Regions from separate parts of the Homo sapiens genome. Here region 2 is linked to region 1. A link is a loop called in an ENCODE intact Hi-C map of the cell type or tissue named here. Cell type or tissue: A673. All regions are shown on one strand. Each heading gives the region's core, and the rest is flanking DNA. Links, peaks and the distances in the headings are about the cores only. Region 1 has its middle 140 kb from the start of FIGN. Region 2 has its middle 340 kb from the start of KCNH7.

Region 1 (2,933 bases), core at 266-2,765:
AAAAATTCCCTTCTCAAAACGCCAACTTAATTGGAGTTAGTTATAAATTATCTTTGGGTGAAGAAATATGAAGAAACTACATTAAAATAGAGGATTGGGAGCACTAAGTCCAAACTTAACCTCATGACATACTAAGTGGAATGTTTCACTGAGAGTACAGAATCTGATCACAGTTTTTGTTTTTTTTCTTCATTCCTTATTAAAGTGAAACTTTTATCATTTTGCTCCATCGTTCTGATCCTGCAAAGAGAGATTTGGAAAGAGAATTAAAAAATGCTTCTCAACAGTAAAGTACTGGAAAAATACTGAAGAGTTCTAAATATGATTCTTATATATTACTTTTTTCTTATAAAGACAATAGAATGTAGTGGCTAAGACTATAGAGACAGACTACCAAGCTTCATATTCCAGCTCTAATATTGGTAGGCGAACATGGATAAATTGTTTAAACTCTCTAATCCTCAATATCTAAACCTTTAAAATAGTTAACAATAAATGTACATGTGTCATAGAATTGCTGTAGCCAGGAATTAAGACAAAATATGTGAAATTATTAGCACAGTTTCTGACATGGAAAGTACTCCACAATTATTAACTATATTTAATTTGACATATTTATGAAGCATTTTCTATGTCCTGGGAGGTGTGTTAAATGCTAGAAAAACAACAATGAGCATTAAAGGCATGGTGTTGAGACTGACAGAGTTTTTAATCTCATGAGAGACAGGAACAAACAGGCAGTTATAAGTCATTGAGATGAGCATGATGATAAAGATGTTTCAAGGTGCTGTGAAAGTATAGAGAAGGGACACCAACACTGCTTCAAGAAAGATTTATGCTGGTGGTGTCCACATAAAGGCCAGAGTAGAATGAATAGGAGTTAACTAGGTGAAGAAATGGGAGACGTGGCAGGTAACCCAACTCAGACAAGTGAATAATCATGAGTTTATTAGTTCATGTTACTAAAAAGTCTAGAGGGTTTCAGATGTAAATTTATTAGAGTTCTAATTTAATTTCCTTCTTTTTTTTTGTCTCTGCTTTGAGTTTGTTCTGAAGGTGGATTTTCTTGTGGTAGCAAAACAACGGTCAGTTTTAGACATTGCATTTACACACCCAAAAATAGAAAATAATTTTTTCCCAACTGTCAATCAAAAAGCACAGGATTCATTTTGATTGACCAACTTAGTTTATGTGCATATTCCTGAACCAATACTTGGACATTGGAGATGGAGTCACAATAAATGGTTTGGGCATTCACAGTATTCTTCTGGAGCTGGGGTCAACAGCATCCAGAAATCAAGCTGCTACTCAGTAGAAAAGAATACATCCTGGGGTGGCAAACAACAGCGCCCACTAGAGGCTACAGGATGAGAGACATGGTACGTTCCAAGAGCTGGTATATAACTTCAGTGAATCTAAAGCATCGTGTATGAGGAGACTGGGAATGAATGACGGAATTAGAAAAGCAAGCAGATACCAGATGACACAGGTTTTGCAAAATATTTTAAGAAATTTGGACTTCTTTCTGATATAACAAGGGAAGATGTTTTTAAGCAAGAGAGTCAACAATCATGATTGTGAAATCTAGTGCAAAGAGTAGATCAAAGAAAATCAAGATTGGCCACTGGAGATAATACAGGAGGCTATTAATTCAAATGTTAGTTAATGTTGGCTTTAATGGGTGATGGCAGTGGGAATATCGAAAGATGAGTATAAAGATTTATTCCAGGAACAGAATTGGGAGGACGTGGTAGTTGATAGCTTTCTAGGGCTGAGGGAGAAAGGGGAGTCTAGGATAATGCCCATACTCTCGGTTTGGGCAATTAGCAGGTGTTCAGGCCATTGACTGAGATAGGAATGTCAGTAAGAGTAATAGGTTTGGAAGTTAAACTAATACTCTTCCTGTGGAACATCTAAGTGGAAATATCAATATAGATGTAAAGCACGGGAATGTTATATGAGCTTGAGATATTGTAAACACCTTGGAAATGATGAGACAATCTAGGGAGCACACAGAGAAAGAGAACAAAAGAAAATTCAAGATGAAAATGGCAGTAGAGGATGCTGAAAAAGTAGGAGCCCACAGAAGTGACTGAGAAAAGTTAGCCAAAACTCAGTGAGCCAATAAAAGAGAGTATTTCAAAGTTAGGAATGGTTAATTCTCTAATGCAATAGAGATGAAGTAATAGAAATCCATTGGATTTAGCAACAAAAGTCAGTGGATATTTCAGGGAGACTAGTTATAGTGGAGGGGTAAAAATTAAAGCCAGACTGTGAACTGAACCATCCGTGGTAGGTGAGTAAATACAGATGTAGATATAGATGACTCTTAATTTGGCCATAAAGGATTAGCTGACAAACAGTTGAGAGATTTGCTATTATTACTGTTTTTTAAGATTAAAAAAACCTTGAATAGTTAAGTGTCATAAGGAGGGTATGTAGATGAAGATTTATCTAACTAGCTTAGAGAACCAGGCACTGTTCTCAGTATTTTGTATATGTTAACTTTTCCTAACACCATAAGAATCCTATGAGATAGTGCTATTATTGTCTACATTTGACATATGAGGAAACTGAGGCACAGAGATTAAGTATCTTTCCCAAAGTCACCAGCTAGTAAGTATATAGCTGAAATCAAACTGATGGTAGCCTGACACTGGAGTCTGTGCTCTTAACTACTATGCTATATTACCTTCCCTGGGTTAGGTTGCTTTTACTTTACTCTGCAAGATCAAATTAATGGTAGCAGTAACATGTATAGCAGAGAAAGGAAATACATTTCTGGTGAAGCAGAAGGGAATGAGATTCAACTGCAAATGAAAGAAAACTCAGGTAACTTTGTCCTAAAGAAGATGAAAATTTATTTTTCTGTCATGTAGAAGTCTGGGTAAATAGTATGTACTTATGTGGCACCACTTTTAAGTAACCTGATT
Region 2 (2,933 bases), core at 291-2,790, 700 kb before region 1:
TAATAATATTTGTTAAATAAATGGAAAGAGAAAAGATGTTTGGGAGTAGTGCCTAGAAAGAGTATGTTTGAAAATGTTTGGAGAATAAAGCTCCAAAATGCTTTAAGGACGAGACAAAGTTTAAACAAACTTTAAGATAATTTGAAAGGATATGACAATAGAAAAGATGGAATAGCCATTCTCTATAGTGTAGTCTGTATGTTCATCTAGCTGATTAGATGTATTAGACTGAAAAATGCAGTGGAACTGAAAAAGTGAAGTGTGATTTAAAGGGGACAAATAGGAATTGGATCTAAAATAGAGAACAAAAATGTGAAGCCCACAAATGTGTTTCATTTAGTTTGCATTGAATTGGTTCCAATTCCTTCAGATTAGAGAGTCCACATAAGAATCCTATTTTCATCTTCCCTTTACAAAGCACAGGGCAACCCTAGGAAGCTTCCCCTTCTGGCAACAACCACTACAGCTAATTAAAGGCTACCTACTTTGCATGGGGCATGCTCTCCAGAGTTCTGCCTAATGCCTACTTGGCTAATTTTTAAATTTAAGTTACTTGTGTGGTCTCTGTAGACACTTGGGTTTTCAAGTCCTGGCTTTAAAGACTTAATCTTTCATCAGCTTTATGGTATCAGCATCCCTTTCTATTTGAATCTATGTGGTTTCTAAGTTGTGTTAGTAAGTAATACCCAAACCAGGATAACCATCATTATCACCAGGGGAGCTTATTAAAATTGTGGATTCCAGTCATCTCCCTTCCATAGGCGTAGGGGAGCATGAGAGACATATATTTAACAAATGTCCAGATGATTCTAATGAATCTAGTTTTTAACGGGCTTCGGAAATCACTGAATGGGGATACAGCAGCAGGTATATTCAGTCCATTCTTGAGTGTGAGGAGCCGAGCCTAAGCTGTTTCTAATTTCTTCACAATTGTGACTGTAATAGCTCTGGCTCCTTGCCAGTGGTCCTGGGAATCTTGAGCTATCCCATTGGATGCTCTGGTAATGGATGTTATCTGAATACTGAATATGAATTTAAAGAATCCCTATTATCATTTAAAAAGTACCTGTCTTCTATGCACCAAAAGCCAAATATCAGAGGAGAGCTATGTCATTGTAATTAACCATCACTGTCTATTAAGTCCTTATCATTAAGAATTTTCAAGATGGAGAATATCTAATCTAAATATTTCAGATGAGAAAATTGAGACCCAAGGAATTAAATGACTGACTCAGGGTCATACGATTCAGTAGTAATAGAGAATGTTGAGAACTCCAATCTTCTGAGCTTTCTTGTATCATAATGATTCACATCCATGTAGAAAGGATGGATTATAGCACGTATATTCTCAGGGGCCACTGTTGTTTAGGGCGAGTTGAGTTCAAGGTTAAAGTGATATAGATTACAGGTGCAAAAAATGCATTCTGCCACCTCCTGCATTTTTCAGGTGTAAAAAGAACTCAGATCTGCAGTTTAGCTTACTTTTCCAAACTGAAAATATCAATTTAAGACTTGTGCATATTTTAGAACAAAATCTGTAACATAATATTAATTTTTCTCTATAAGGGATGAAACAAATATCTAAATTATTAGGACCAATTTACAAGAACAAAGACAACCGTCTTACTAAAATAGAAACATGTTTAGAGGTTAAAATTGATGTATTAATGTAATGTTCCCTGTGAACCACCAGATGTCACTATTAGAGTCATCATGCATCACCTTACAGTAAATTATTAGAGATTTTAGCCTCAGCCAATATTAACAATTTTGTGTTCATGTTCATTGTGTAGATCTTGCAAAATACCTTTTTCTGTTTTTATAAAGCATATGCCATTTTTACCTTTCATAATTGTTGATGTGAAGGATATGAAATCAAGAAACAAGAAATAATGTCCTCAGCCTTCAAATATGAGCTTAGGTATAATCATTTGAGAAAGATAAGCACCTTGTGAAAGTCTAGTTCACTCCTAAAAATCAGTACTTTTAAAAACTATCTTTTTTCCCCAAAGTTGGAGGTCTAATACATTATTACAGAATAATTATTTCAATTAAATTTAATTCGATTACAATTTAGAAGTCATTGACTAAAATTTGCAGGAGTTTAAGTCAACGCTGGAAGAGGTAAATATTAAAAAAGACATGAAAGTTATTTTTAAGAACCTTAAAATCCATTGGAAATGTAAAAGCTAAATTAAGATAAAATTGTAAAACTATGGAAATAGAATGAGAGGAGAGAGTGCCATTTAAATTGGGGATTGAAAAATTAGGGATGTTGGAGATTTTTTTTTTTCGGTAGGATAGGGAGGGAGGGAAGGAAGAATACAAAAGATACACAATTGTGACAGAACATGTTACATTCAGGAAGTTGTGTGACTCTAGAGCAAAGACTATGGTGGGTAGCAGTAAGAGTCTACTCTAGGAAGGTAAATTAGAACTAATTAATGAAGAACTTAAATGGATACACTGCTATTTTATTTTTGATAATAATTTCAATAATAATAAATTAATAACATTGCTAATTTTGAAGAGGGAAGTCATGTGATCTAATTACTGTTTTGCAGTCACTAGCCACATGACTATAGATGGATGCATGGATTGGAGGTATCAGAGACTAGACTTAGGGAAACGAATGAGGAGGCTCTTGAAATAATGAAGAGCCTTGGGTAGGAGAAAAAAAGGGAGCATAAAATAGAGAAAGTGGATGCCAATGAGAATTACAAGTGTTCCGCAAATTTTGACCTTTTAAAAGTTTTGCCGCCACTCTTTTTGGGGAAGACTTTTTGGAAGGCCACTCAATTCAATTGGTGGCAGAGTTAGGAGATTTTGTTCAATTAAAAAATGCCAGCTATTTATAGGGTTTCAGTCCTCTAAAGATTTATATGATTAATAGTATTAAAACATTTGCAGCTCAAAAACATCTGAAATTATCC

What was found. Peaks named below come from ENCODE experiments on the same cell type or tissue, not always from the same donor. Only the 100,000 strongest peaks of a DNase experiment are listed, where the experiment ranks them.
Region 2: it touches region 1 in a loop (2.1-fold over the local background); 5 of 110 quality-filtered maps call a loop at or near these places.

Annotation. Positions count from the first base shown.
Region 1 is chr2:163,877,567-163,880,499 of GRCh38, forward strand. No RefSeq gene overlaps it. Among named protein-coding and RNA genes, the nearest start is that of FIGN, 140 kb to the left of the region's middle. In A673, for the core only: a CTCF peak has its summit at 1,365; a DNase peak (open chromatin) is centred at 1,345.
Region 2 is chr2:163,181,256-163,184,188 of GRCh38, forward strand. No RefSeq gene overlaps it. Among named protein-coding and RNA genes, the nearest start is that of KCNH7, 340 kb to the left of the region's middle. In A673, for the core only: a CTCF peak has its summit at 1,703 (motif pointing right); no DNase peak of the experiment used is centred there; H3K27me3 peaks cover 221 bases.